Linked DNA regions of Homo sapiens: region 2 is linked to region 1. Evidence: chromatin loops called from intact Hi-C (ENCODE). Cell type or tissue: heart right ventricle. All regions are shown on one strand. Links, peaks and the distances in the headings refer to the core of each region. The heading gives the core; the rest is flanking DNA.

Evidence for each region. Peaks named below come from ENCODE experiments on the same cell type or tissue, not always from the same donor. Only the 100,000 strongest peaks of a DNase experiment are listed, where the experiment ranks them.
Region 2: a loop joins it to region 1, with 2.1 times the contacts of the local background. A loop is called at or near these places in 3 of 110 quality-filtered maps.

Annotation. Positions count from the first base shown.
Region 1 is chr1:168,616,200-168,631,960 of GRCh38, forward strand. No RefSeq gene overlaps it. Among named protein-coding and RNA genes, the nearest start is that of XCL1, 47 kb to the left of the region's middle. RefSeq lists an enhancer at 8,996-9,497. In heart right ventricle, for the core only: a CTCF peak has its summit at 7,249 (motif pointing left); no DNase peak of the experiment used is centred there; H3K27ac peaks cover 1,840 bases.
Region 2 is chr1:168,977,809-168,993,569 of GRCh38, forward strand. All of the region lies in intron 3 of LINC00970 (long intergenic non-protein coding RNA 970), which reads right to left. Among named protein-coding and RNA genes, the nearest start is that of LINC00970, 100 kb to the right of the region's middle. RefSeq lists an enhancer at 14,012-14,201. In heart right ventricle, for the core only: no CTCF peak of the experiment used is centred there; no DNase peak of the experiment used is centred there.

The DNA of each region.
Region 1 (15,761 bases), core at 3,734-11,733:
CATTCTTCACCATCCCCGAGGTAATGTCAGATCACTCTAGCCCATCTTCAGTAAACATGTTGTTAGGTAGACTTAGCCAGAATCCCCCTTACCCCTGATGTTTCCTCTCAATAATTTTTCATTTAATAGCTCCTACCTTGATCCCATTTTCCCAGCCTATATTCCGAGTTAAGCCTCATCTCCCCTCTTCACTGTAAGACCCTGTTGCAGTGGTCCCTACCACCTATAGTGAAGATCTTGAATAAAATCATTCTCGCTGTGATTTAAAAAGTATCATTGAACACTTTTTTCTTTAGCAATTGTGAAGTGGCTGTTAAACCACTGGTAGTTTGAAATTGGATGGTGAGAGTATTTATACCATGAAAACTGGCAAACACTATAAATCAGGTTTCCTCCATTGTCCACACACCCAGAGAACTGGTCACACCTTTACCAGTATACCACTGCCCAGAAATCCCTGTGGAGGAGGCAAAATTTGAAATCAACTGGAAAGTTGGGGAAAAAAAAGTATCTTGTATTTCTCCTCCACAAGCCAGTGCCAGAAAACAGAGGGTTAAGACTTGCAATTCTTAAACTCCAAAACTAAGTACCATGAACTGAAATAGAAATAAATTAAAAGTTGCTATAAGTAAGGACAGATAGATATAGTCTGAACAAGGATTTTTATTTTCTTTTTGAAATAGGACAGAAGAATTGCCCCAGAAAATTTGTGACACATAGATACAGTACCCATGCGTCATTCTATCATACAGGGAATTCTGTTTAACATATGTTTTCTGAGTATCGACAATCTGGTGATTATGAGATTTATAGTGCCTTGTGAATTTTCAAATAAAAAATAGGCTTCTTATTGTTTGACTCTTGTATATTTTGTGGTATTATTATTTTTTTAAAGTGTGTATAATAACATCTACTTTTTTTTTAAAAAAAAACAAATTTTGGTTAACCCATATGTTGAATTATTCAAGCAATTCAAGAATGGATAAAAACATAGCTTAGTGCAGGCCTGAAGAAAAATCCATGTTATGTTATATCAGAGTAGGATACTCAGTTCTTCTAGTGTGTATCCTCCTTTAAGGTGATTCTATAATTCAACCTCTAGCCTTATCATCCTTTTACCCTGACAAATTATTTGCATCATAGTTCTGTCTTCAAAGATGCATTTAATTGTCCTCCCAACCTTTTTTTTTTGAGACAGAGTCTCACTCTGTCGTCCAGGCTGGAGTGCAGTGGCACAATCTCGGCTCACTGCAACCTCTGCCTCCCGGGCTTACGTGATTCTCCTGCCTCAGACTCTTGAGTAGCTGGCATTACAGGCATGTACCATCACACTCAGCTAATTTTTTGTGTGTTTTTGTTTTAGAGACAGTGTTTCACTATGTTGCCTAGGCTGGTTTCAAACTCCTGAGCTCAAGGAATCCACCCGCCCTGGCCTCCCAAAGTGCTGGGATTACTGGTGTGAGCCACTGCACCCAGCCCAGTTCTCCAGTTTTTTCATATGAACTGTTGAATTGAGGGTGATCAGAGAGAAGAGTAGAATTATATTTGGGCAAACCTATTTCTGCTACTGACACAAAAATGAAAAGAAACCCCTCAAAGCATATATCAAATTCAGAATTTTGCTTTGCAGAATAAATAGAAGTTAGCTAGACAAGGGAGGAGAAAGGGATTCCAGTAAAAGAAATAGCATTTGGTTATGTCATTGTACTATGAGGCATTCACTGTTGTCTTATTTGAAATATAAATACGTTTGAGATGGGACAAAGATGGAGTAAAATGAGGAGGAAGAAGAGCAGTTAGGCAGTAGTCACATCATTCAGAGCCTTCTGGGTTAATCTTACTTGTGAGCTTGAGCTTTACTCTGAAAGCGCTGGGGAGCTCTCCAAGAACTGGAATCAGGACAAGGGAAGTGGTATGTTTTCAGACTGTTGGAGGATGACCCAGGAAGCTGTGTATTAGGGAGGGATGATAGAAAGTGCTGAAGACCTGAACTGAGATTGGCAGAGGTTCAGGGATTCTAAAGAGATCCTAAGGAGGAAGTATCTGCAGATTTTGGTGACATGACTGATTGGTTGACTGGTCATGGGGATTGAGAGAGAATAAGGGATAAAAAGATTCAAAGGTTTCTGCATCTAAAGACTGAATGGGTAGCATAACATTTGCCAAGACCGGGACTACAAGAGGATTTTTGAGTAGATGCATTCAACCTGTATCTGGTGAAGAGCATCCTTGGGCAAAACTGCCAACTTCTTATAATTCTTTATTCTCTTTATTAACTCGTTATATTTCAATAGTAACATGACTTAAGCTGTCTGTCTTCATGATGGCTAATTATGGGCATATGTTAATTAAGGGTATAAAGCGAATACTATATAGCTAAGAATGAATCAGTGTAAGTCTGTATAATAGTGAAAGCCTCCATTGTAGCTAGCCTTGTTCAGCTGAGCGATGAACTAAGTCATCAGCACACTCATCTGATTTTCACTGATTGCTGTATAATCTTTTTGAGAATCACTTAGGCATTCTTAAGCTTCTATTTGTAATTAAATAACTTTAAATAATTATTTTATTGATTAACCTTTTAAAATAGCAATGCAAACAAATGGCATTACTGTTTTTAATAAAATGAACTCACTGGAACTCTTTTCTGAGCTCCAAAACATTGATATCCCTTAATATAATGGAGCCCTGATATTAAATTAGAATATGTGCCCCACAGCCATAATATGGAATATTATTTGTTAGAAAGAAAATCCATCAAGAATTGAATTCTGTTTTAATGTAATAGTATTTGTTTCCTAAGAATTTGATATTGATTTAAAAACGCATTAACTTAGTCAATGAAAGTGAAAGTTTTGAAAGTGGAACTTTCTAATCTGCTGAGTCTGCACATCATCGTTGGCTTTTACCCCCACTACCTGCAAGCTTAACTGCATCAGTCCTCTCCTCCTTTTCTGTCTCATTAGAATGCAAACCCCACCTTCTGTCTGAAGCTGTCCTTTTCAACTGAGCTTCCAAGTTCTTATCTCCTTCTGCTTCCTCTGAGGCCATTCAATATCTCTCTCTACTGTATCTTCAATCTCTCTTTCTAGTAACTACCCTTAACATGGAAGTATGCTCACATCTGTTCCCTCTTATGGAAAAAATCCCTGGCAGGTCTAAGCCACCTTCATCTACTGTCCTGTTTTGCCCTTCTGTTCACAGCCACATTTCTCAAAAGACTAGTTTATCCTCATTGTCCCTGCTTTATCATCTCTAATTAACTCTTCAGCCAATAAGATTTTCATTCCCACTAATGCTCTGAAACTACCCTTATTATCTGGGCAGCCATTGGAGGGTTATAAACAGAGAGGTGACATGATGTGGCTTATGTTTTGTCAGGGCTACTCTGAAAGGTGCGAGTAGGAAAGCATGGAGACCTACTAGATTGTTATTAAAATAGTGCTTATAAGATACAATGGTGGCTTGGACTAAGATGGTAGCAATGAGGATAATGAGAAGTGGTCAGATATGGTGGATGTTTTGAAGGTAGAGTTGACAGAACAGATGAAGTAGAGATTGAGTGTGAGACAAAGGGACGAGACAAAGGTGATTCCAAGGTTTTTACCTGAACAAAGAAAAATGGGAAAATGCCAGTCAATGCTATTCTGTAGTGTTGGGCTGTCATACAGATTATCTTAATGCCCCACTGCAGATGGTAAAGACTTTGGATTTTACTCTGAGTGACAAAAGAAGTACAGAGATTTTTGAGAAGGAGAGTGACATGATTTGACTTACATTTAAAAAAATTACTTTGATTTCTTACTAGAGAATAGGCTATAAGTGAACAAAGATGGAAGAAAGGTGATTAGTGAGGCAGCTTTGCAGTAATGCAGGAAAAAGATGATGGTGGCTGGAGCCAAGGTGATAGCAGTCCAAGTAGTGAGATGTGGTCATATTCTGGTGATAATTTCAGAGAAGAACTGACATAGTATGTTGTTATGGGGGTTAACAGGAGAAGAGGAATCAAGGATTACTTTAAGGTTTTGGCCTGAGGAACTAAAAGTTACAGGACAGGATGGAAAGTTAAAGAGTTTATTTTTTTGGAATGATAAACTTGAAATGCTTATTAAAAATCCAAGTGGAGATATTGACTAGCGATTGTATTTACAAGGCTGGTGTTCAGAGGAGGAGTTAAGCTAGACATATGAATTAGGGAATTTTCATCATAGACATGGTATTTAAATCTACAAGACTGGGGGAAGATCACCAAGAGAGTGAGTATAGACGCTGAACATCTAAAGAGCCTGTGATCCTGGTCCTGTACACATTTAGATGGCAGGCATATAAGTAGGAACTGACAAAGAAGATTGAGAAGGAGCAGCAAATGAAGTAGGTAGAAGGCCAAGAAAGAAAGATATTCCAGAAAAAAAGTACTTCAGGAAGGAAACCATGATCCTGAGTGTCAAATGCTGCAGAATCAAGTGCAATGGCCTATGGTAATTAAGCCCTGGATTTGACTATGTGTGTATGTGTTGTAGGTGGTGGGGAGAGGGCATGAAGACTTTTGCGAGAGCAGTTTTAAAGGTGTACTAGGAGGGAAAGTTTGATTGGAATGGGTTCAAGAGAGAATGGAAAGAACAGAAGGGAAGACACCAAGTATAGACAACTTCCGATGATTGCTAAGAAACAGGGCAATAGTTGGAGGCAAAAATGGGTTTGAGAGATGGGTTTTAAAACGAGATAAACAACAGTGTGTTTGTATGCAGATAGGAGAATTCATTATGGAGTAAAGAGATGAAAGATTGGAGGGAGCAAAATCTTTGAGAAGGTAAAAGGGAATGGAACTCAGAGCACAAATATCGGGGTTGACTTCAGCTAGAAGCAAGGAGTTCATGCGTCGTAACAAGAGTTAAGACAGTGCATATAGGTAGACTGGTGGATGGGAGCACACGGATGTTCTGTTATAAGCTGCGAATATAAGATGAGGAATTGTAGATTTGAAGTGGGAGGAAAAGGTGTGAAATTCTTGTCTAGAAGAGAGGGAGACTGAATGAATTAGAGATATATAATAGGATGAGAGGATACCACAAAAGGACTCAGGGAGGTTAGTGGCTGTGCGTTGAAAGTGACAGCAGTTAGCCTGGCTGTGTGTTTTCTCTAGCTGGGGTGGAAGTTCAGAGAGGAAAGGGTGCACCAACATCTCTCTTCTTTTCCTTATTTTTTCTTGCAGCACACAAAGCTCCTGAAGCTCTTGGCTGTTTGCTCCAAGCTTTGAGTTCAGTCCTGGATGAGAGCTGGGGGTTGAAGACAGACAGCACTTTCTTTGGAATGTCTGCTCTTCCTGCCAGTCAGCATTCATCTGGCAGGCTGGCCTTTGACTGTACTGGTATTTTAAGCATTCAAATGTGTTCTAAGCCAGTCTAGCAGACATTCTATGCAAGTCAAGCCACTGCCCTTTAAACCAGAAGGAACTTAGGGACCCTGGAAATCCTCAGTCAGCAGAGTCTGGTTTGAACTGCAATGAAATCCATTTGCCCAGGGACACTAATAGACGCAATTCAGAGGTAAACAGATCTGGAGATTTCATTTAAGAAAAAAAGAATGTCAAGGAAGGAAGCATCTGGGAAAGGAGTAAAGTTTGGCTATGACAAACAAAATAGGCTTCAGATAAAATGGTCTCCCCCCACCCAAAAATAAAGCACATAAAGTAGACGAGATAGGAGATCAACCTGTAACCTGTCACCTATATATGTACTGATGTCCTCATCTCTGTGAGCTGGGAATTTTAATAGAAATTACATTATAGGGTAGTTTAATATTAATACCTAAAAGGTATTTGGAACATTATTTGACAGAGTAAAGCTCAGTAAATACTAGAAAACATAGTAGTACTGATAAATAATTGTTATTATTTTATTATTATGCCTTGGCTAGTGCTGAGCTGCTTCTTGTTTCTGTGTCTTTTTTTAGGCTATGAAGAAAATCTTATTTAAATAAACAACAAAAATTAACAGATTGATTAATGTGGTTCCTGTACAAGGATGACATCCACATTCGTGATGTGGAGATAACATCAGGTAGTAACAACGTTCATGGTTTTGAGCCAAAGACCCCCTCAGCCAGCCCAAGCATTTAACCAAACTGCTTAACCTTCAAGAACCTTACTTCTTTGATATGTGAAATGGAGAAAATGATACTAATTTTTGAGATTTTTATCAGAGTTAAATAAATCAATATATATAGAATGTACCTTGAACAGTGTCAGGTATATAGTACGCATTCAACAATGTTAGGTATGATTATTAATAATTCTGGTGAATCCTCAGTAGGAAAAATCCTTCCTGTTCTTCTCCAGGTACAGAAATCCTCTCCACCTTTTCAGGACCAGCCTCTGAAAGAATCCTGTCCAGAGTCTCCTAGTTTCTTCCTCTGGGCTTCTGTTACACTTTGTTCATGCTTCTGTTGCATCAATTTCCCCCTCGGTTAATTTTGAAAGTCTTTTTCCTTGTATGTTTGTCTCTTGAGCTAGAGTTAATATTTTGTTTGTTTGTTTTTTTAATACACCTATAGACTTATTACAACTCAGCAGAGAGGCTAGGATGCAGTAAGAACCCAACAAATATTTATAGAATTAACTGAGAGTTCTTTCTAATCTTCAAAGCAGAGAATCTGACCTACATTTAGAAGAAACTCCTTCCCCCTCTTTCTTCAAATTTTCCCTATCAGAATTTTGGGAACAATATAGAGTAGTGACTGAACATATGGTCTCTGAAGTCAGTAGACCTCTTCTGAAATTCCATTTCAGCAATTGGCATAGCATTGCAAGGAAGGAGGGGATATACAAAATGCAATGAGAGCATAGTAGAAGACCAGCATTTACTAGTCTCACTTGATCTTGGAGCACAAGTATGTCATGGCTCACTCCAATCAAGAAAAGATCATCGTCCAGGCATGACAAAGGAAACAAACTGTTCTTAGGTTGTCTCAATTACTTCCTGCACCAGCTGATCAAAGTAATTAGAGCAGGTAAGAGTTCGGTAAAGACAGGCAAAAAATGGATCCTACTTCCTTGCCAGGGATAAGATAGCATGTTACGAAAATATCACTTAAAACTCTGAGGACAGGCATGAGTCATCAGATCTCCAGTTACCGAAAGCATCTCAGACTTGGTGTAGGAAAGTGGCGGTGAAAGGGAAGGTCAGCCAGAGGAGGACCTCTTAGTCACTTAAGCTGCTGCTGGGCTCTTCTCTGCCACCAGCTGGGCTCATTTTATCAGCATCCAAGAAGAAAGCAACTGAAGTTGTAACACATGTGTCAGTGTAGTGTAATGGAAAGAAAAGTAGATTCAGATCCTGGGTTTATCACTTACTAGCTATGTGGCTTCTTCAAGTTATTTAATCTCTGTGAATATCATTTTACCAAGGACAGTTGAGAGAATTAGAGATGATGTAATATACCTACTATGTACTCACGAACTGGTAACTTCATCATTACCGTGCAGCTGATTCTTTCAAATTAGAGATGCATAATCAAATCTAACTCAGCATAAACAAAATCAATTTCAGTTGAAAGATTCTGGTTATTCCTAGTTTGAGGTGTGGCCCTCCTGAGACTCTTTGTGCCTAGATCAAAATCTCATGAGACCGTAAAGTTGGTTTCTTTCTATTCTGGGTCTACTTGCTGTACCCCAAATCTCAGCTTAGAATATTCTTGAGATTTTTTTTAGGGGTATGAGCTGAGGCATGGGAAGATAGCAATACCCGCTTGCTCCTTCTGTGGAGAAAATCGATCAAGGGTACATGTCCCAGTGATGGTGGATTAGTGATGTCATCTTCCCTCATGAAGGACAATGCTATTAATATTGCAATGATTCACACTGTAACTCCAGGCCTCCAGGGATTTGATGGAGGGAAAGGGTAGGAATAAATGTAAAAGAATATGGAGTGTGGTAGAGAAGGACTAAGACTTAGATGGATTATTTTTGTTGTTTTATTTTATTTTTTTTGAGACAGTCTCACTCTGTCGCCAGTCTGGAGTGTAGTGGCGCAATCTCGGCTCACTGCAACTTCTGCCTCTGCCTCCTGGGTTCAAGTGATTCTCCTGCCTCAGCCTCCAGAGTCGCTGGGACTACACGCACGTGCCACCACGCCCAGCTAATTTTGTATTTTTTAATAGAGACGGGCTTTCACCATGTTGGCCAGGATGGTCTCAATCTCTAGACCTCGTGATCCACCCGCCTTGGCCTTCTAAAATGCTGGGATTACAGGCGTGAGCCACCGTGCCCAGCTTAGATGGAAAATTTTAAACGGGCAGTGGCACCTTCTTTAGCTTTGAGAGAAGAGAAACACGGAGGTCACTGGTGGGCTTAATTAAGGATAGCAGAGAGAGGGAAATTAGAGGGGAGTTAGAAAAGGAAGAAGAAGAAAAAGAAGTAAAGGGAACAATAAAGGAGGGACACATTAAAAGAGAAAGAAAAAAAGTGGCTTGAGGAGGAGGCAAGAAAAGAGTGACATTATTTAGAATTGAAACTCAAGCTTTGGGGATGACCAATGAAAGACAATTTAATTTGTAAAATAAATTCAGAGGTCAAAGGGGTCCCAGAAAAAAGGTGTTTAGGAACATCTAACTCAGTGGTGAGATGTTTTGGTGAATTTGATGAAATTCATGGACAAAAAATGCATGTAAATTACAACTTCTCTGTACAATTTGATGGAGTTTATACATTTCCTAAAGCCAATCTGTGGATCCCTTCTTAGGAGATTTTGTTTTATGTGTTTTTATACATCGTTCTGAGACAGCGATAAATGTAGTTTCCTCAGGAAGATCTGAAAGTCAAAACAAAAAGCTTACTAATATTTTCTTGGTGTCTTCTCCACAGCATGAATATCACTTTTCAAATCTAGCTGTGATCATATTTAAATATTTAGTCAATTTAGGCATATCTTTTTTTAATTTCAGGTTTTGTCTTTTTTTTTTTTTTTTTTTTTTTTTTTAGAACGTTACTATTAGTAAATGGTCCAAGGGCTCTGGGCCCAACAGAAGAATATCGTCACTTTGAAGAACAAAATTTACCTTTGGAGTGTTAGACTTTTTCAGGCTGGAAGTCAGAGGTCCTCTGGTGACTCCTCAAGTGACAAGGCTTGTTTTACATTTACACAATAAATTGAGGAGAATAGAAGTTTCATTGCATAGTGTCATGAAGGAAAGGAGAGATGATTGTTTAGGAACTGGGCCATCTAGGTTAGTGTAGGTTGAATACCCTGGTTTTCTAGTCCACCCAGCAGCAGGAGTCTGTTGATTTCCCCTCTCGTGCTTCCCTGTGGTGCTGCCTTTGATACCGTCTGTCATTCCCCCTCCTGCCACCTTCTTTCTCTTTAACAGATTCTGCCTGCTCAGCTTTTGCCTTGCTGTTTTCTCCCTCCAAGTATTTTGTTTTCTTTTCCCCATTTTTAAGTGCTGACCTCTTTGAATGTATTCCAGATTGCCCATGAGAGCCACTGGTGGATGCTTATTCACCATCACTTATGATGGAGACTTTCATGGTCATTCCACAGCAGCGGCTCCTGGGGCCTGTGTCTAGCCTCGGCCAGTCTCTGTGACCAGTGTCACCATCATGTAGTCAGTGCCCTTCGCAGCATAACAGTTTCTTCTCCAGTGTAATAGCTGTTGCACTTTGTAGGTTTACAAAGCTCTATTCTCATATCCTGTGCATTGTCTGATCCTCACAATAATCTTACAAGGATTATTATCATGCCCACTTTGCACACAAGGAAATGGAGAGTCAATGGAGTTGCAGGGAAGACTCCAGGTCACTCAGTTATCAAATGGGAGAGCAAACTCAAATCCAGGTCTTCTGATCCCAAAGTCTTCATGGATAGCAGTAAAGAGAAGAGAAGTTGGGGGCAAGGCAGGAGAGATGTGAAAACTGATATGGAGATAAAATGACTATTTCAGAGGGTGAAAACATTGGTGTGCATGTATGTGTGTGCTACCATTTTGGTTGGAACCAGCTCTGGGGGGTGCACTAGGGAAAGAGAAAGGGTAACAGAGCGGCAGATCCAGCAAATTCTCCAGGCACTGGGCACAGGTGCCAAGGCACGTGTTCTTTCACCTGCCTATTCTTGATCTAGAGATCAGCAACATCAGAGGAAAAGGATAAGGGCCTCAGCAGTATATGCAGAAGGACCTGCAAAGGGTCCTCTGAGCTGCAAAGCTTCCCGTCTCCCCAGTGCCATTTAGGAATGCGCTGTACGTTGAGAGTCACTTCTGGCCTGGCCTGGTAGTAAGTGAGATCTCTTGACTTCCTCAATGCCTTTTGGAGGGCTTGAATGCTGTGTGTCCCTTTTCCTAACTTCTTTATTTTCAGCTGTGGGCTCATTAGCATAATGCCTCTGACTGACTCAGGCACTGATGGTGAAACACTCTAAGTTGCCTTCCACTCTTCAGTCAAAAAAGGGGCAGCATGGGACTTCTGTATGGTGATTACTCTCACGATCTGATGTATTAGTGGTTCTCAAAGCTTAATAGGTATAAGAGTCATTCAAGGAGTTTGTTAAATTACAGGTTTTCAGTCCTGTCTGTCAGATATTCTGAATCAGAAGTTTGAAATGGGGCTCGGGAAGATATGCATTTCAATAAAGTATCTCAGGATATATTTATGCAAATGATTTTTGGATTATGCAAGAGAAACATTGTAATTTGGATGAGTCTTGGTTTATTTTCACTAAATAGAATAATAAGATTTACTTCATCAGACTGCAAACAAATCCCTTGAGTGCAGAAACCACGTGTGTATCTTCTACCTTAATTCTTAGCACGTTGCCTGGCATAGAGTAGGTTAAATTCAGTTAGCCACAACTCTCAGTACCTCTTTGTTAGACTGAGCTGGGGGACTGCAGAAGACTTGGTTCTCAGTCTCTGGGGCTGAAGAAGAAATTGGGGTACACCGCTCGGGGAGCTGTGGCATGTGCTGAGGAAGTGATGTTAGTTTTCAGAACATAAAATTCTGCCTATGCTGTTACATTTTTATATGAACCTTTAATGTCTTTTATCTGGAAGCAATTTAAGTCTTAATGTTTTGTGTCTTCTACAATGCCTTACTTTGAGTAGGCTGTCAAATAAGGATTCCCCAACCTTTACTTCATTTTCCGATGTTCTTAGCAATCCTATCTAGTAAATTCTCATTCTTTATGGTTTATACCATGCCTCAGTGTTTTCTATATTGGATGTGGGGTGAAAAGTTGAACATTCTGGCAAAAGCATTAGCTTAGTTCATGATGTGCTCTGAGCAGACTCAATGATTGGTGGAAAAGTACATTTGAGTGCATCTGACTCCCATGGAGAAATGCCATACAGTGGCAGGTAGAGAATCTGACCTTTGGGAGTAATGCCAATCTAGTGTCAATAGCCAGGACCTGTCTAAACATCATGGAAAATCTAACTCTTTGACAAACAAACCAGGAGTCATCCATAGCTTCCTGAATTACACCCAGGAAGGAGAGATTGAATACTCCACACACCATTTTCCGAGATGTTCCAGAGGAAATCAGCAATTTTAGCCAAGTTTCCAGGAAACCTCAGAGGTTTATCACTTCATACAGCCAGGAGCAGGGATTCGGATGGATAGATTTTATAGATTCTTTCTTTCAGAAGAAAACAGACTAAATCAGCAAACCATTGGTCCAAAATAAAATTTTGTCTATGACAGAGTGTTCCATCATCTAGCAACACATAAAATGTTTTAATATGAATCCTTGAGAAGCAACTGTTCTTCTTTTAACCAAAGCAAATAAAGAAGTTAACATTGGAGTCCCTCATATTGGAAAGGATTTGCTGAACATCTGCTGAGAGGAAGTTCTGTTGAGATTCCTCCTCTTTTAATTCTTTACCTATTAAGTGCCTTTACAAAAAAGTGGGATGCTTACTGCTTGAAATGTCAGCAGCACCTCCTGTACCTTAATTTTCTCAATTAAAGAATGTAGACTCTGACACACTGTAGGAAGAACCATCTGGTTAAGTGGTGTTTCTGTTGGTTTCCAGGTTATCCCATGCAACAGTGCATGGGAAGTGGAGGATTCTTTTTTTTTTTTTTTTTTTTGAGACGGAGTCTCGCTCTGTCGCCCAGGCTGGAGTGCAGTGGCGGGATCTCGGCTCACTGCAAGCTCTGCCTCCTGGGTTCACGCCATTCTCCTGCCTCAGCCTCCCAAGTAGCTGGGACTACAGGCGCCCGCCACTACGCCCGGCTAATTTTTTGTATTTTTAGTAGAGATGGGGTTTCACCGTTTTAGCCGGAAAGTGGAGGATTCTTAAAGCTTCTTTAGATTTTATCCTCACAGATAAAATAGGTGGTTTGAGGAGGAATAAAATGGTTCTTAATTGTCCTAAGTAGCTTGTTATGATAGCTGATGTCTTCATTTTTGGTGAAATGATCTTTCAACTGAGTATAAGTCTATCTAATTTAGGGGAAGATTTTTGGATGACTAGTACTCAAATGTTTGCCCACTTGGAGCCTTCCCTTAAATAATTTAAGTATCATTTGACTGGTCAAGTCTTGGTTAATGGACAGGCACATTCAAGGGTTCAATCCTATCACTGTTCTTTCTCAAGTTGCAGCCTCTCCTCTCCTTTCATCATTTATAACTTCCCTGAGCAAATGTATCTCATCTTCCCAAGAAGCCTTTCTGACATCCTGCATGCCTGAGGTTTTTGTTTTAGCTGCTATGAGTCAGGGTTTACACATCTATTCCCTTATACTTGTCCAAGTGTTTTTTCTACCTGTTGATTGTCATTCTAGCTGAAGCCTATCAGATGGCCATGTGGAGATGTAGGAGGGGCAGGTGGAGTCTCTGAATTCAAGGGGGAGGTCTGGGTTGGCAATATTCATTATGAAAAGAAGTGACTAAATAGTCACTTAGTCACTACTAGATGACTAAGTAGATGAGGTGGTATTACCACTCCCTCCTTGGAGTGCTCTCCTTATTTGGCTTCTGTGACACTATTCTCCCTTATGTCTTCTCTTGCACCTTCTTTCCATTTTTCTTGGAAGACTCCTTTTTCCCCATCAGCCCCTTTAATGCTATATTCCATAGGGTCTTTTCTTCTGTATTTATCTCACTCCACTCACTCTTACTTGGGATCTTATCCATGTTTATGCTTTTTACCACCATTTAATGCACCATCACACGATGCTGTAATTATTTGTTTACCTGTCTCTTTCCCTCACTGAACTGTGAGCTCCTTAAGGATAAGGACTATATCTAGATCCTTAGCACCTAACATAGCACCTAACTATGGTAGGTGTTTTATAAATAGTTGATGAATAAATAAGTGCATTTATTCATGTATTCCTTTGTTCCACAAAAACAATTAAAACTCCTCTATGCCTGCTATTGGAGGAACTAGGAGAAATGGTAATGATGAACAAGAGAAGGACGGTATCTTCCCATGACCTATTTTTATAAATGATGACTAGTTAGTTATTCAGACCAGTTCATGAGGCCTATGTTACTCAAAATAGGGCACTAATTGCATTATTTCAATTCCCTCTCAATGCTGTACATAACATGGTGACCATGGGAAAATGCACTTAGAGTTCTAAGCAACCAACTTAGACACCTTTGCTAAAGAAGTTTTTCTTTAGTAGTCTGTCTATTACTAGTCCTGTTCTTGGTGCTTGTTGATGTAACTACATTGTCATTCTTTGATTTGGGTCCTTTATCCCTAATCCACATAAAATAACAGGTCATGGGTCAAATGTAGAAGACAGCGTGACAAAATGTAGAAGGGGGACACCATGACGAAAAGCACAAGACCTAATGCTCAGTTGCCCAAAACCTGAACAGAAGCACTGAAGAGGGGGAAGCGCACGGGAAGGAGGGGAGAAGAGGAGTAAGTATTTGCTGAAAATAGATTCGTACCCCCTCTAAACCGATTTATAGAAAAACAACAGAGATGGTCAAAGTGAGTGTTGGAGAAGTAGATTAAAAATTATGATAAATGTGGGTGGAGCCATGAATGTTTTCTTGGTTATATGGAATTGCCTGTTTTATGGTTTTTGAGGACTTCTTGCATGAAGCAACCTTAAGAAAGGTCATTTAACTGTAATTAGCTTCTTAGCTAAATTAAGTATACTTTCTTCTTAGCTGGACTCAGAAAACTGGGCCAAGGTGGGAACCTATTCTCTCTTGGGGAAGCCCCACTTGCTTTTGTTGGAAGCTCTGAAAAGCTTTCAGATCAATTGTTCCCTCTGGGTGTCAGGTATTTTCCAGGGAAACTGGCTCCTTTTTCTGAGTGTTTTCTGGGGCCAGTTGCTGGGTGCCCTCAGAGACGGAGTATGTCCATTGCCTGCTCTTCAAAGCATTAGGATAATGTGTGTGTGCAGGGAATGGGTGGGTGGATATTTTTATCCCCCCCATAACCAGGTGCAAGAGGGACAAGAAAAATCTACTTCTAAATTTGAAAGGTGAGTATTAAATTGTATGCCAATTGTCTGTTTGTAATAATCTAAGGCAGCTTCTTTCTGGGTTAGCTCTGTACAGTGCCACAGAAAAGGTCAAACCATTTCATTTTCTATTTTCTAAGTACATAGAGATAGCTTTTCTTACATTGTTTGACCTTCCTTTCTCCTCACCTCGCAGAAGGAGGTTCAGATGTGTTGCTTGTCAGATGCAGGAAGGCCCTTTCTACCTCAGACTGATGCCCCCGTGTTGAGCTGCCCCAAGATAGAGGAGGTGATTGAGATGTTGAAGGTTAAAAGACCAGTCACATAAGATTAATTGGAAGAGAAGAATAAAGAGACTTCATGACATCGTATTGTGGCAGGCCTAATAGTCGTATCCACACATCTGAAGGATTGTGATGAAGAAGAGTAGGAGTCGAGTTATTTTATATTGCTCCAAAGAACAGGACTGTGGAAGTTGCAAGGGACAGATATTGGCATAGTACGAGAAACCATCCTATCAGGAGAATTGCCAAGAATCCAGTAGGCTTCCTGAAGTAGCAAACTTTTGTCTCCATGTGTGTTTAAGCAGGAATAGGACAAGCGCCTGCAGGATGGAGTTGGTAGGATTCTTCTTGGGGAGAGAAGCCTCAAGGATTCTAAGCATCCTTCCTTTTGTCTTGCTTTCTTTACATTTCCTTCTGGTGCATTGGGAATAATTGCTTTCGTCTACTTTGTAGGAGCTAGGAAGGAGTCAGGGAAAGCTTTCTACATGCTTTGAGCTCTGATGGTTAAAACTGCTTTGCAAACTAGAGTGCTACAACTTGGGGGTGCTCTTCTGGGGCTTCTCGTTGTCAGTTTTAGCAAGCATTATTTCTGAATCATTGTGTGCTCTCCTAGCATCTGTCCTCTAAGGATGCTACTTTTCAGTTATCTCTGAAGGTGGCCTGAGGGGACACTTTCTTTTTTTTTAAAGTTTCTGTGCTGTCTTTTTTCTTGGGTGCCCCTTTCCTGTTTCCTCGGGATGCTGAGAATGTGTTGGACAAGTGCAAGTAAACGAAGCAGAGTCAGCTTGGAAATAAACATTCCTTCCCTGTCAGGAAAAAAATCACTTGTCTAGTCTGTCTAGATTTTAAAGTGTGATCCTTAGTGGCGTCCTACCATCATCTGTGTGCTGGTGTGGGGTGTACCATGCCCCCTGCCCTGCAGCACACGCTGTTCTTCCTGGAAGGCTGATCACAGGCAGAGATTGTAGTGGCTACTTGCATACCAAGGACCAAGACACACCTCTTCTCAAACATTGCCTGCTCTCCTCTGGAGTTCAGGTAAGTCTACTCGCCTC
Region 2 (15,761 bases), core at 2,924-10,923, 360 kb after region 1:
TCAGCCAATAGACAGCAAGGAAACAGAGACCTCAGTCCTACAACTGCAAAAACCTGGATTCTGCCAGCAACCGGAGTGAGCCTGGAAGTGGATTCTCCTACATAGCCTTCAGTAAGGAAAGCAGCTCTGCTGACATCTCAATTTTGGTATGGTGAAACCCTGGGCAGGACTCAGCCAAATCACCGAGACTTTTGATTTACAGAACTGTGAGACAATTAATGTGTGTTGTTTTAAACTGTGTTTTTGGTCATTTGTTATGCCAGCAATAGAAAAAAAATACCCCTACATTTCCCTATTCTCATGACAACCTACTCTCCCAAGGATGGATCGGTTAGTTCCCCCATAAAGTGAATTTCAGCTGAGATGTTGCTGTGCCCAGGTTTTTTGTTGTGATTTTTTTTTAACCTCAAATTATATTTGCTCTTCTACTTATAAGTGAAAGAAACTTTAGGCAGCAACAATCAGAAAGGAGAAGGTGTTTTGAAAAGATGATGTCTTTTTCCTGGCGTTTCTAAAGTTATACCATAGCAGAAGCTGCAAGTCCAGTTGATCTTTTCACAAGTAAGCCTCTGTGTGTTGGTCAGCACCCTGTCCTTCCTACCAAAACAACACCCTTCTTTGTTTAAACCTCCGACTCTCAATTAACTTTTCTCATCAGCCCTACGTAGCCCCCACACCTGGGCTAATTAAGGGATTTCTCTGGGGACATGGACTCAGAATTCTGCTTGGTTTCCATATATAAAGGATAGCTCTCAGGAAGCCAGGTGGATAACTGGAGGAAGACACACAGAACCTCCAGTAAATATTCTGCTGTGATGGAATCCGGAGTTGCCTTGCAATTCCTTCAAACATCGTCATTGCTGAGAGCTGAGAGCTGAGAGCTGATGCGGCATAGGATTTTATCAAGTTGCTCCTTTGAAGACAGTGAGCCCCTGTTTTTCAACCTGCCTGTATGGTCAATAGGCTATACTGTTCCATCCATTTCCACAGGAAACCGGGTGATATGATTTGGCTCTGTGTCCCCACCCAAATCTCATCTTGAATTGTAATCCCTATAATCCTCATATGTTGAGGGTAGAACCCAATGGGAGGTTATTCGACCATGGGAGTGGTTTCCCCCATGCTGTTCTCATAATAGTGGGTTAGTTCTCACAAGATCTAATGGTTTTATAAGGGGCTCTTCCTGCTTCACTCCTCACTCTTCTCTCACCTGCCGTCTTGTGAAGAAGGTGCCTGCTTCCCCTTCCGTAAATTTCCTGAGGCCGCCTCAGCCATGTGGAACTGTGAGTCCATTAAACCTCTTTTCTTTACAAATTACCCAGTCTCAGGTAGTATCTTTACAGCTGTGTGAAAATGAATACACCAGGTGACTTGGCTTGGACCCATGGGGCATCATATCTGGGGAAGCAGATATCTGATGCACCTGGTCTGGATGGTCCCACACATTACAATAGCCAAGATATGAATGAGTAGACACCAAGTGGAATAAGCTCCTGAGTCTGAGCGGAGGCCCTAGGGCTCATCAGAAAATATGATCACAGGGTCATGGGGTGGCATCATGTCACTGACCAAATCTGTACCAGCATTTTGAAGCAACACAGGAAAGAGAAGCTTGAATCTTTCCAGCTTCTGTAGCTGTTGTCAAAGGGACTTGATGCAAAGCACAGGACAGCATTTTTACTATGTGCATTTCAGAAGATTTTCCAAATAACAGAACTGAAACTTCTCTGTCTCACGCTCAGGAGATTGGCCTGGCTTTTCCTTTTGGCTGAATTTCCACTGGCCTCTTTGATCTCCGGTTGTTCAATATGCCCTCGTGCTCTGCATTTCCAGGCTCACCATAGCTTTCTCTCATCTTTCTTCTTCCTGTCACAGCCAAGCTTTAGATTGTCTGGATTATAAATCCCAACTCATTAGATGGCCTATCAAAGATAGGAATTTGCCTTTCATTACAGTGTCCTGTATTATTTTTTATTGTTTACTCTGTAAAAATGTATATCCAGATATGTGAATGTTGTGGACATAGCTATTTGTCTAAGGTTTTGAATCAGGACCATGGAAGCAGAAGGATCCTCAGGATAGAGAGAGAACAGGAAACAAAGTTTGGAATAAAAAATTATGGATTTAAATCCCTGACCACTCCACAGTAGCCTTGAATAACTATGAAATTTCTCTTTGCTCATCTTTTTGACTATAAAATAGGAGTAATTAGACCGATTTATTGTGAAGACTCATTGGAAATCCATGTTCTTACAACAGCCTCCAAGCCTTCTGGCTCTCTCACCCCACCTCCTCTCTATCTTATCTTCTACCTCTCTCTCCTTGTGCTCCTCCTGCTCCAGTCACACTGTCCTGTTAGATATTCCTCAAATATACCCAGAACTGTCTCCCAAGGACATATGCACTCTCTCCCCTCTCCTTGGAAAGCTCTGTCCTCAGATAACCACATGGTTTTCTCTCCCATGTCCTTGGGTTAGCTGCTCAAGTCAGAGACCTACCCTCATCACCTATATTATTTAGAGCAATATCACACTGCCACTTCTACACCTCCCAACCCTGGTACTTCATAGCCCTCTTGAGTACTTTATGTTTGTCCACTGCTCTTATCACCACCTGACATATTACTTATTTATTTTGCATATTGCTCTCCATTAAGAGTTGAGTTTGACTGTTTGTTCACTGTTGTATCTGTTGCAATTCTATGAAGCATGTTTAAAACATTTTGGGTGCTCAAAAAATAAATCCAGAAAGAGTGACTGAGAGAACATATATAAAGTGCTAATGCCCATTACAGGAAGGGCATTTAAGAAACTGCTAATGACAATATATCTGAGGGGTAGTTGTCTGAAATAAACTCTTTTTTAGAGGATTTTCTTGGTGATTTAAAATTTAAACTTTATTTGATGACTTAAAATATATACTTCACTTTGAAGCTTTGAGAGGAAGAAATAATTTGCATCTAGGGGACTAGAATTAATTCTCCTTAGAAATAGCTAACTTCTGCTCTGGTGGGTGACTCAAGAATGGTTCTGTGATCCAAAATGCTGATTTCTCTCTGAAGAGGTGACAAAACAGGAAGTTAGAGAGGAGGGAGATATTTAGCTCCCTGAAGAAGTGGTGGCAATGGCATGGACTTTGGCATCAAGAGATCTGAATTCAGATCCTGATTCTACCACTTAATAGCTAAGGGACTTTGAATAAAATTTACCCTTGCTGAGTCCAGCAGTCTCTTCCTTTCAAATGATGGTAAGAAGAGCTATTGTCTCACAATGTTTCTGCTTCATATGCAGTGTCTCATGTATGAGAAATAAGGCCATGCATATAAAAATGTTTTACAAACTATTAATCACTATGCAAGGATTGGCTATTGTTATTGTTTACAGGGACTTGCAGGCTCTACAGGTTGTCTTGACCTCAAAAAAAATGCCACTTAGTCATTTGTACAAGATTTTGACTTCGAATTGTTAAGTTCTGTTTCGTGAATTTCTTCCCAGCCTGTGACTTTCTTTGCTTTGAGCTTTGATAGCTGTCTAGCACATTCACTTTTATGTTCCGATGATACTTTTCTTCAAGAAACTCGAGATGCTTTGTAGACGATTATCTCATTCATTCTTGCAATTTGAAAAGAAAGAATAAAATTATTTTGAGTCTAGCAAAATGGAGAAAAGCAGGATCACAAAACCCAAGCTGGCTGGGCACAGTGGTTCATGCCTGTAATCTCAGCACTTTGGCAAGCCAAAGCAGGAGAACTGCTTGTGCTCAAGAGTTCAAGACCAGCCTGGGCAACATAGTGAGACTCCACCTCTACAAAAAAATTTTAAGATAGCCAAGTATGGTGGCATGTGTCTATAGTCCTAGCTACTTGGGAGGCTGAAGCAGGAGGATCACTTGAACCTAGAAGCTCAAGATTACAGTGAGCTATGATCATGCCACTGACTCCAGCCTGGGTAACAGAGTAAGATCATCTCAAAGAAAAAAAAAAAGAATCACAGGCTAATTTCTCATCTATGCATTGACTCCCATTTCCATGGAAGGAGGGCTTTGCACCCTCTATCTGGCCTGTGCCCATCTCTACCAGGTATATCAGGGTTTTATCCAAGACATCAGGGAAGGAGAGAAGGGCTTTTACAGAATCTTGTGATAGAACAGGGAACTTTAAACCATAGTAGAGAGGAAATGTGGTGGTTCAACTCTTGTTGATTATGATTGTTAAACAAAAATTATAAAAAGCCACTGTTTTGGGCTAAGGTGATTTTTAAACAAAAATTATAGGAAGCCACTGTTGGCCGGGTGAGATGGCTCACACCTGTAATCCCAGCACTTTGGGAGGCCAAGGTGGGCGGATTATGAGGTCAGGAGATCGAGACTATTCTGGCCAACATGATGAAATCCCGTCTGTACCAAAAATACAAAAATTAGCTGGGTGTAGCGGCGCATGCCTGTAATCTCAGCTACTCGGGAGGCTGAGGCAGGAGAATTGCTTGAACCTGGGAGGTGGAGGTTGCAGTGAGCCGAGAGTGCGCCACTGTACTCCAGCCTGGCGACAGAGCTAGACTCCGTCTCCGTTTTGGGCTAAGCTTCTGTACTAGGCCCTAACAGACCATACTAAAAATCAAAATGGAGTCACCCATGCTAAAGTTCCATGTCACCAAACTGAAACTAAGTTGTTCTCTGAGCTTCTGAGAAATCAGGAGGGAAAGATAACAGCCCGTTTTCCAAACAGTCACAATAATGAATTACCTGTTTTAATCCTTTCAACAAAAAGTAACCAGCATAACCTGGCATTAACCAATCAGTTATCTTTCTATTGTTCTGTCTCCCTGTTCCTGCCTTACTAAGAAATGACCAATCTGCTTTTAAATCTTTGTTTCTGCTTTCTTCAACCCTTTCTGTCTATAAAACCAACCCCCTCTGTTCAACTCACTGGGACACTTACTCTATTTTATGGAATGAAGTGTTACCCAATTCAATTGAGATCTTGAAACAAAATTTGTTTGATTTCTCTTTTGATATGCCTTTTCAATGGGTACTAGGGGACAGGAAGGCACTATGGAAACATGAATGCTTTGCACTTTCTAAGTCGCTGTCTGAGACCCAGAAACAGATTGGTAGGGAAGTGGTTCAGCAAAAATTGGCCTAAGCGTGAGTTTCTCTAAAAATGGAACTTCAGGAAAGCCCAAAATTCAGAAAGGGCAGGACTCATGAGGAAGCCATTGCTTCCCGTAAATGCTGGATTGTGTTTTTCCATAAACATTTACTTGTGTTCTTTTCTGATTTTTTTTTTTTTTTTACCTTGGCTCTCATCCACCAAATGGATAGAAGTACAGGCTTCATCAAGGGCCCAGCGGCCAGAGGAACAATAGTGATTCTATCCGTGTCAATGTCCATGCCCTTGGATGTCACTTAATCTTTCTCTGGCTATTCTTCCCGGTTTTTGAAATGGACATGACATTGCTTGGCCTTCTGTAAATCATGGTATTAATATGAAAACAGAGCAAAATTGTATGTAATCCATATGTAAGCTGGATTCACACTATTCTTAAACTGTCAAATGAAATTGCCTCAAAATCCCTATTACATGTGTTGAGAAACTTGGTCTTCCTTGGGATTCTTATATTTCTTACAGAAATTTTTCCTAGTCAACCTGGCTCTGAATTTCTACCTCTGCCAAACTACTTCATTTTATAGATCACCTGGCCACCCATACATGTCACTTTTCTGTACTAGTTTATAACTTTGTGAGACAGCATCCCAATTACTTCCAGAAAACTGCCAATCCAAGTATATGCTTGTATAAGGCTTTCATTGAAGGTTTAAAAAATGGAAGGCTTTAATATGGCAGCTTTGCAGAAAATAAAAAAGAAGAAGTACACATGAGGGTACTTATGTCCTCAGGCTAATCCTCCTCCAGAAATTTCTTACTGGTCTCCACAGCCAGGTTTCTCAGCCTCTATCTTATCTTCTCCACAGATTCCTGTTAACTTCTTATGCATAGATGTTTAGCTATCAGTGTTGACCTCTGGACCTCATCTTCCTCCCCAATATGGTCTATAAGGTCATTTTGTAAGACAAAAGGCTATGCCCTCCAGAGAAAAGTTATACTGCTAAGGCAGGAGGCAAGGGCAGCTATCACCAGTTATCTTTTCTAATAACACTTTTTATATTCTTTGCACCATATTTGAAAACTCTGTATTTTTAGCAAGAAAGTGTTCTTCATTGAGTTCTTATTAGAGTGAAATCTGACATCCAACACATGCTTTTTTGAAAATGTTATCAGTTGCTATTCTACACATCTAAACTTCATTAATAACTGATTTTTGAAAGAATAATAGCAAAATATTATGAAATTCTGAAGCCCCTCATTTTGACAGGTTTATTGGAGCCCATCGTAGTACATGTCAATGGGAGCAAGGTGTGAAATGGACCTTCAAGGAGAGGTAAGGCAATAGTTTTCTAACATTCTTTTTTTTTTTCTTGCTATCTATTCTCCATAGGACAGATGAAGTAACCTTTGATAAATGCAAATCAGGCCATGCCATTCCTTTGCTTGAAACCCTTTGGTGGTTCCTCATGTATTTATGGGTCAGTCTTCATTCTTACTCCTCTCCAGGTAGGATGGATTCTCAGTTCCTCTGACACACCAAGATCTTTCCCACACCAGCACCTTTGCCACCACCCATCCCCGTCTCCATTGCCTGGAACAAAATTGCCCCTGCTCTGAACATAGCAGAATTTCCCTTGCTCTTGGCATATCTGGATCCTTCTCACCCTTTTGACCTCTGTGTAAGTATAAGCATCACTTCCAGCTGAAGACGTTCTCTTACAGACTCTATCCACACACATGCTGCTAGCATTCTTCATCTTCTCCTCCTTTTCCCCCTTTGTATCACTTACCACAATCTGTGATTATTTTATTATTTGCTTGCTTGCCTCTTTTCTGTCTACTCCACTAGATCATGAGTCTGCAAACTTTTTCTGTAAAGAGCCAGATAGTAAATATTTTAGATTTATGCCATACGGTTTCTGTTGCAACTACTTGACTCTGCCACTGCAGCATAAAATCAGCTGTAGACAATACATAAACAAATTAGTGTGGCTGTGTTCCAATAAAACTTTATTAATGGACACTAAAATTTGAGTTTCATACACTTTGCGTGTGTCATAAAATATTATTATTCTTTCCATTTTTTATTATGTTTTAAAATTTAAAAACCATTCTTATCTTGCAGGTCGTGCAAAAACAGATGGCAGACTAAATTTGGCCCATGGGCTGTAGTTTAATTACCCTTGCAATAGACTGTAAGCTCCAGAAGGACAGGCATGAAATCTTTTGATTAACCACTGAGTCTCTAATATCCAGCACAATATTTGGCACAAAATAGGTACTCAAAAAATATGTATTAAAGGAATAGGGCAATGATACCAAATTCAAAACAAAAGACTGATAGGAAGTATGAACTGGTAGAAAGGCCAAAGGAAAAAAAAAGATAATAGTAAAAATGTGATCACAGAAAACCTTCTAGGCAAAAATTGAATACAGGCCTCTAAATGTCGTGTCCAAAACCCACGCCCAAATAAATGTGTGCTCTCCCTAGGTAGCTTGCCATCCTCTGTAATACTGTGACAGTCCAGTAGACTCAAAGGAGAGGTCAGCATATATTAGTCCTTATGAGGTTTAAACATATATGATGGAATGTGGTGGATTTCATTATTTTTATGCTTTTGAGACTGGAAAATATTTGGTTTGCTGGTGATGGAGGGAGCTGTTGTTATATATAATCCAGTGGGTACTTTAAGATTTGGGTAGTCCGGGTTATATAAGAAAAAAATTTTAAAGTGTAGCTATTAAATGACAATCATCTAAGTTGGTTTAAGAAGTTAATGATTCAAAATGTGAATAATTTAAGATCTGTTTTCCAAAATAACTGTACAAATTTTAATTTAAGCAGCAGTGAGAATAGTGATATCAGTGTCACTTGCAGAATTTGTGTTTGTGTGGGTGCATGTTGCATCCTAATAGACCAAAAAAAAAAATTTCTGCAACTTTGTTCTGAAGTTGACTTTTTATTCAAATTTTTATCATTTTTTTTTGTTCATCATGTCCTTGGCCCCTCCATCTCTTGAGGGTTTTTTTTTTCATTAATTTGTATGAGGCTGTAATATTTTTAATATTTAGGGAGAACTTTCACTTTCCTGACCTCATGTTTTGATGAAGGGACTTCTCTTAGAGAAAAGATTCTTCATCTGAAGTCCATTGGGCATTGAGTCTGGGGATAAAAATGGCAGGAGCAAGTGTTTTTGAACTTTAATAGGAAAATTTATACCTTTATTTTTACTAACTGTATTAGTCTATTCTCATGTTGCTATAAAGAACTACCTGAGACTTGGTAATTTATAAGACAAGAGGTTTAATGGACTTAGGTTTAATTCCGTAGGATCTACAGGAAGCATGGCTGGGGAGGTCTCAGGAAACTTACAATCGTAGCAGAAGGCAAAGAAGGAGGTACGTCTTACATGGCAAGTGCAGGAGGAAGAGAGAGAGAGTAAAGGGGGAAGTGCTACACACTTTCAAACAACCAAATCTCATGAGAACTCACTATCATAAGTACAGCAAGGGGAAAATCTGACCCCATAATCCAACTACCTCCCACCAGGTCCCTTCCCCAACATTGAAGATTATAATTCAGTGTTAGATTTGCATAGGGACACAGAGCCAAACCACATCGCTAACCTTTACCTGAAGTTAGGATTTCTCCAACTCTAATGTAGGTAACTAACCACGTTGATTTAGCAGTACCTGTAACTCTGCCATCAAGAGAAACCATAGATATTTTTATATCACATTACGTATATTGAAATATGTGTTATGCTACCCAAAATTTCAAAATTATAGTAATTATTGAATCTGCCACTAGAGAATGATGAGCTAATTAATTTAATGGGATAATTAAGAAGGATGTATTTTACTAAACCACAAAAAATTTTGAATTTCAGTACATGTGGCTTCCTTTGCAATTCTATGTATTTTATTGACTGAATTTCTAAACGTAGTTTTGAGAATGGGATCCATAGGCTTCACCAAACTGCCAGTGTGGTCCGTGGCACCAAAAAGTTAAGAATTCCTGCCCTGGAATAACACTCATGGCTTCTTTCCACCCCTTGTCTTGATCTTTTCTTTTTTTGTGTGGGAAAGAACAAACTCATGTAATTCATAAGGAGTTAGAGAAGAAGAAGCAGAGCACTTTGTATTCATCAGAATCAGAAACACAGAAGAGGCATAAACGCAGGTTAAGGTGTCTAGGCAGGATCTGGCATTGCTCTGAGCATGCCTTTTACCAAGGAGTCTGTACTAGCTTTGGCCTTCCATCATACTGCCACAACAGAACTCATATTAGAGGACACACAGAAGAGGTATCACTTATATCACTTCATGCTGCACTGACTCTACCTGTGAGGAGCTTGGTATAATGGCCAGTTTTTCCCTCATCCATCTGTCCAACGTCTGAAAAGAAGCTTCAGCCAGGTCTCCTCTGCCTTCCCAGCAACACAACCCACAATTCCAATGCCCTACCTCTCCCTGAAGGTGCAGGCTTGCTCAGAGTCGCACATAGGGCCCCATAATTAAGGTCTCTGCCTTCAAGTGACATACACACTGAGAGACCAAAATCCCTCCTGTCACAGCCTCCATTTGAGTCCCAGCTCAGACTTTCCCACTGCCTTCTTCTGCTTGTGTCTGCCACCTCCTGGTCTGCTTTTCTCTGGGCAAAGGACCATCGCTGTCATTGTAACTGATTCTGGGTTCTGGGTTCTGGGTTCATCAAATGACCTCCATTCACCACAGTTAGCTCCCTTTCGTCTGCTTCTTGTTTTTTATGTTTGCATTTTCTTTCCATCATGCGATTTTATTTTTTACAAGTTCTTCATTATGGATCTTTCTAAGCTGAGAATAACCTGAGTCTTGTCAGCCCCAGAATATTCCCGAAAATAAATTCAGGACGTTATTCCCTGACCTTTGTAAGAAGGACCCCAGAGGAGTGCAAATGTTACCCTCTTTGGATTTCTCCAGATGCTTAGCAGATGGACCCCACCTGGAGGTTGGAAGTAGGGAAAACCTTTCCAAAAGCATCTCTTAATTGAACCAGGTCTTGTCTGGAACTTTTAGAGTATTCGTGCATCTGCTGTAAATATTGTGGGGAAAGATACTGAAGCCTAACTCTTTTCCCACTCACTTTTTCCCTAAGTGCTTGACACCTGGCACCTACTCTAGACTGTTTGCATGCCTCTCCCATTCTTGCAAGGGGACACTTACAGATAACAATGTAGACTATGGCCAGTGGTGCATGCAACTGGAGTTATTTGAGACTCCCCTGCCACAGCACTCCCATCAAGTCTCAAAAATGAACACAATGCTGTGCCAACCTCTCCCATCGTCTAGGGAATCTCCTGGCTTTGACACCCAGTCCCATCCCCTCACACACAGTTTTCCTCAATCTCTGCTAGTGATGGTTAAGCCCCAGATGCTACCATTGACCACTTCCCCATTCATCCACTCTCCAACTCTGGGCAGCCTCATTCGTTCCAGTTCACCTCAGTTAAGAGAGACCAACAAACACCACATTGACAGAATGAAGGATAAAAATCATATGATTATCCCAACAGATGCAGAAAAATAATTTGACAAAATTCAACATACTTTCATTATAAACATTCTCAATAAAGTAGGTATAGAAGGAATGTACTTCAACAGAATAAAGGTCATATATCAAAAGCCCACAGCCAATATCATACTTAGCAAACAAAAGCTGAAAGCTTTTCTTCTAAGCTCAGGGGACAAGAGCACCTACTTTTACCACTTCTATTTAATAGTACTAGAAGTCCTAGCCAGAGCAATTAGACAAGGGAAGGAAATAAAAGTCCTCCAAATTCTAAAGGAAAATGTAAGATTGTCTGTTTGCAGATGACACAATCTTATACATAGAAAACTCTAAAGACCCCATCAAAAAATTGTTAGAACTAATAAATAAATTCAATATAGTTGCAGGATACAAAATCAACATACAAAAATCAGTTGTGTTTCTATATGCTAAAGACAAACTATCTGAAAAGTAATAAAGAATCCCATTTTAAATATAGAAAAGTAAAGAATAATCTCATTTAAAAATACAGGAAAATTAAGAAAACAATCCCATTTAAAATAGCATCCAAAACAATAAACTACTTAGAAATAAATTTAACCAAAGAGGTAAAAGACCTGTACACTAAAAACTATTAATATAAGACATTGATGAAAGAAATTGAAGACACAAATAAATGGAAAGATATCCTATGGAAGAATTAATATTGTTAAAATATCTAAAGTGATCTGCAGATTTGATGCAATTCCTATCAAAATTCCAGTAACTTTTTTTTTTTTTTTTTTAGAGACAGGGTCTCACTCTGTCACCCAAGCTGGAGTGCAGTGGCGCAATCTCAGCTCACTGCAACCTCCACCTCCTGGATTCAAGCAATTCTCCTGCCTGAACCTTCCAAGTAACTGGGACTACAGGTGTGCATTACCACATCTGGCTATTGTTTGTATTTTTAGTAGAGACAGGGTTTCACCATGTTGGCCAGGCTGGTCTTGAACTCCTGGTCTCAAGTGATCCACCTGCCTCACCCTCCCAAAGTGCTGGGATTACAGGCGTGAGCCAGTGCACCTCACCACCAATAACATTTTTAACAAAAATTTTTAAAAATTCTAAAATTTGTATAGAATCACAAAAGACCCTGAATAGCTGAAGCAATCTTGAGAAAAAAAAAACTGAAGGTATACACTTATTTCAAAATATATTACAAAGCTGTAGTACTCAAAACAGCATTATAAGGGCATAAAAACAGACATATAGATCAATGAAACAAAATAGAGAGCCCAGAAATAAATCCTCACATATATGGTCAAGTAATATTTGACAAATGTGCTAAGAATACACAAGGGGGAAAAGACATTCTCTTCAATAAATGGTGTTTGGAAAACAGGACATCTACATGTAAATGAATAAAATTGGACCCCTCTCTTACACCACACACTAAAATTAACTTAAAATCAATTAAAGACTTAAATATAACACCTGAAACCATAAAACACCTAGAAGAAAACATAAGGAAAAAGCTCATTGACATTTGTCTTGACAATTTTTTTTAGATATGACACCAACATCATAAGCCCCAAATGCAAAAATAAACAAGTGGGACTGTATCAAGCTAGAAAGTTTAATACAGCAAAGGAAACAATCACCAAAATGAAAGGTAACCTCAAGATTGGGAGAAAATATTTACAAACCATATGCCTGATAAGAGGTTAATATCCAAAACATATGAGGAACTCATGCAACTCAGCAAAAACAAAACAAAACAAAAACAAACACAAATATTCCAATTAAAAACTAGGCAAAGAAACTGAATAGAAATTTCACTAAAGAAGACATAGAAATGGCCAACAGGTATATGAAAATATGCTCAACATCACCAATCATCAGAGAGAAATGCAAATCAAAACTTGAATGAGATATCACTTCACACCTGTTACAATGGCTGTTATCAAAATGACAAGAGATAACAAGTGTTGGTGAGGAAGTGGAGAAAAGGGAACCCTTGTACGCCGTTGGTGGGAATGTAAATTGGTACACTGATTATGAAAAAACAGGATAAAGGTTCCTCAAAATATTAGAAATAGAACTATCATATGATCCAACAATCTCACTTCTGGGTGTATATCAGAAGGAAACAAAGTCAGTATCTCAAAAATATATCTGCATTCCATGTTCATTGCAGCATTATTTGCAATAGCCAAGACATGGAAACAACCTAAGTATCTGTCAACAGATGAATGGATGTGTTAACTAACCTGATTGTGGTCATCATTTTGCTATGTATATGTATATCAAATCATCACATTATACTCCTTAAAAATATACAATTTTTTTTGTCAGTTTACCTCAGTAAAGCTGGAGAAAAAAGACCACCCAAAGGAAACTCCTGTTGATCCAAGCTGCAGCTTGAGAAAGCACCCTGTCCCTGCCATAGCAGCATGTGCCAGACGAACAGTCTCGGAGCAGAGTTTTGGGGTGTAGCATCTTTTCCTCCAGGAGCCCTTTTCCTCCATAGCACTGCCATCTCTGAGTGCTTAGTGCCTAGCACTGCCCTGGAACTCAGAACACTCAAAAGAAGGAACAGGGAATATACCTAGACTTTAACCTTGTTGATACTATAGTACCTGTCCTGAGTAGTACATTGTAGAGGCCAGCCTGACTAACTGGAAGTCAAAGGAGAAATACCAAGAAGAGGAATGGCCTAGAAAGCCTGTTATATGAGAAACCGTTGAAGTCTAATTTAGCATGGAATGGCCCAATTTGAGAAAAAAGAATATTAAATGGGACATGACAGTTGTTTTCAAGTACTTCAGGATGGCCATATGGAGGACAATCAGACTTATTTTGGATAACTCCAAGTGTGTGTGCAGCAGAGAGAAATAGGACCAATAAGTAAAAGTTATAGGGAGATAATAATCAGCTTAATGTAGAAGAATTTTTCATTGAAGATTGAGTGGTTCGAAATGGACCATGCTGGATTAAGAGGTAGTGAGCATCCCACCACTGGAGATGTTCGAATATACAATAAAACCTTCTTGACAGAGAATTTCTACATTGACTAGTATAATGGAGCAGATAATCTCTGAAGTTCCCACGAAATCTAATATTTTATGATCATCATATCAAGGAGGAGAGGAGAAAATGGAAAGTGATGTTCTATACCATTGATACTAATTGAACTTCTACTGTGTACTATGATACTGTAGTTTTTAGGCCGGGTGCTATGCAAAGTTTTGGAGCTGCCAAGATGGGTATGATAAGATGTCCTGACTCACTGACTCATCCATTCATGTAATAGATGTAATTGTATATGAAAAGCAGATAGCAAAGTAGACAGCGTGATTATTTCTACCTGAGTAGGTTGGTGAGGACTTTAAAGTTAACACCAAGGCAGGCTTTCTAGAAAAACAAGTCTTTGCCAGGAAGCCATTCTAGACAGAGGGGTTTCCCAAGCAAGGCACCAGAAGAGACAAGAAAGGTCTTATTTCATGTGCAGACATGTCCTCCTACACATACAGAAAATGCCAGTGTGACAAATACATACTCATCACTGGCAAACTAGGTCAAGCAGCAAACGAGACCCAAGCAGCAAAAATACACAATGGCAGCGTGAGGAGAGATGACATAGTAAATAGTAAAGAGGAGGGTTTCTCACATGGGGCCTGCCAAAGGGAGCCCAGGACTTCTGGGAACACTCTCACCTCTTGTCTCCTTCAGCAGCCCCTGTTCCAAGTTCTTTCAGGACTGAGTCTTCATTCTTCTCTAATATTACCCCAGCTCTCCTTGATAAGACTTGATGAGAGCAGAAACCTTTAGCTTTTTTCATGTGAATCACCATATAGCAGATAGGGGAGAAGAGGGAAGTAGGGAGGGGACATCTAAACAGGGACTCTATGCTAGAAGCAGCACTTAGAATATTCCACATGCTATCACAGGCCAATACACGGAAGGTCAGGCAGGCTTTCACTGCCTCTCTTTGAATTTGTTCAATGATTTTTTTGTTTTTCTTATTTGGTTTTTACTCTATTTGCTCCTTACTGAGGACTCTAAGTGAACCCTGTCTTTTCTATCCAACCTCACATATAATTATTGAGTACTTATTCTGCGCATTTTTCTACAAAACTTTATCTGTACTTCTCCCGTCACTTATTTATTCATCCCACAAATAATCATTGAGCACATAAAAAGCACCAGTCACTGTTTAAGATTTTTTTTTATTATTATACTTTAAGCTCTGGGATACATGTGCAGAATATGCAGGTTTGTTACATAGGTATACACGTGCCACGGTGGTTTGCTGCACCCATCAACCCATCATCTACATTAGGTATTTCTCCTAATGCTATCCCTCCCTTAGCCCCCCAACCCCCAACAGGCCCCAGTGTGTGATGTTCCCTTCCCTGTGTCCATGTGTTCTTATTGTTCAACTCCCACATATGAGTGAGAACATGCGGTGTTTGGTTTTCTGTTCCTGTGTTAGTTTGCTGAGAATGATGGTTTCCAGCTTCATCCATGTCCCTGCAAAGGACATGAACTCATCCTTTTTATGGCTGCATAATATTCCATGGTGCATATGTGCCACATTTTCTTTATCCAGTCTATCATTGATGGGCATTTGGGTTGGTTCCAAGTCTTTGCTATTGTGAATAATGCCGCAATAAACATACGTGTGCATGTGTCTTTATAGCAGAATGATTTATAATCCTTTGGGTATATACCCAGTAATGGGATTGCTGGGTCAAATGGTATTCCTATTTCTAGATCCTTGAGGAATTGCCACACTGTCTTCCACAATGGTTGAACTAATTACATTCCCACCAACAGTATAAAAGTGTTCCTATTTCTCCACATCCTCTCCAGCATCTGTTGTTTCCTGACTTTTTAATGATTGCCATTCTAACTGGCATGAGATGATATCTCATTGTGGTTTTGATTTGCATTTCTCTAATGACCAGTGATGATGAGCTTTTTTTCATATGTTTGTTGGCTGTGTAAATGTCTTCTTTTGAGAAGTGTCTGTTCATATCCTTCACACACTTTTTGATGGGGTTTTTTTTTCTTGTAAATTTGTTTAACTTCCTTGTAGATTCTGGATATTAGTCCTTTGTCAGATGGATAGATTGCAAAAATTTT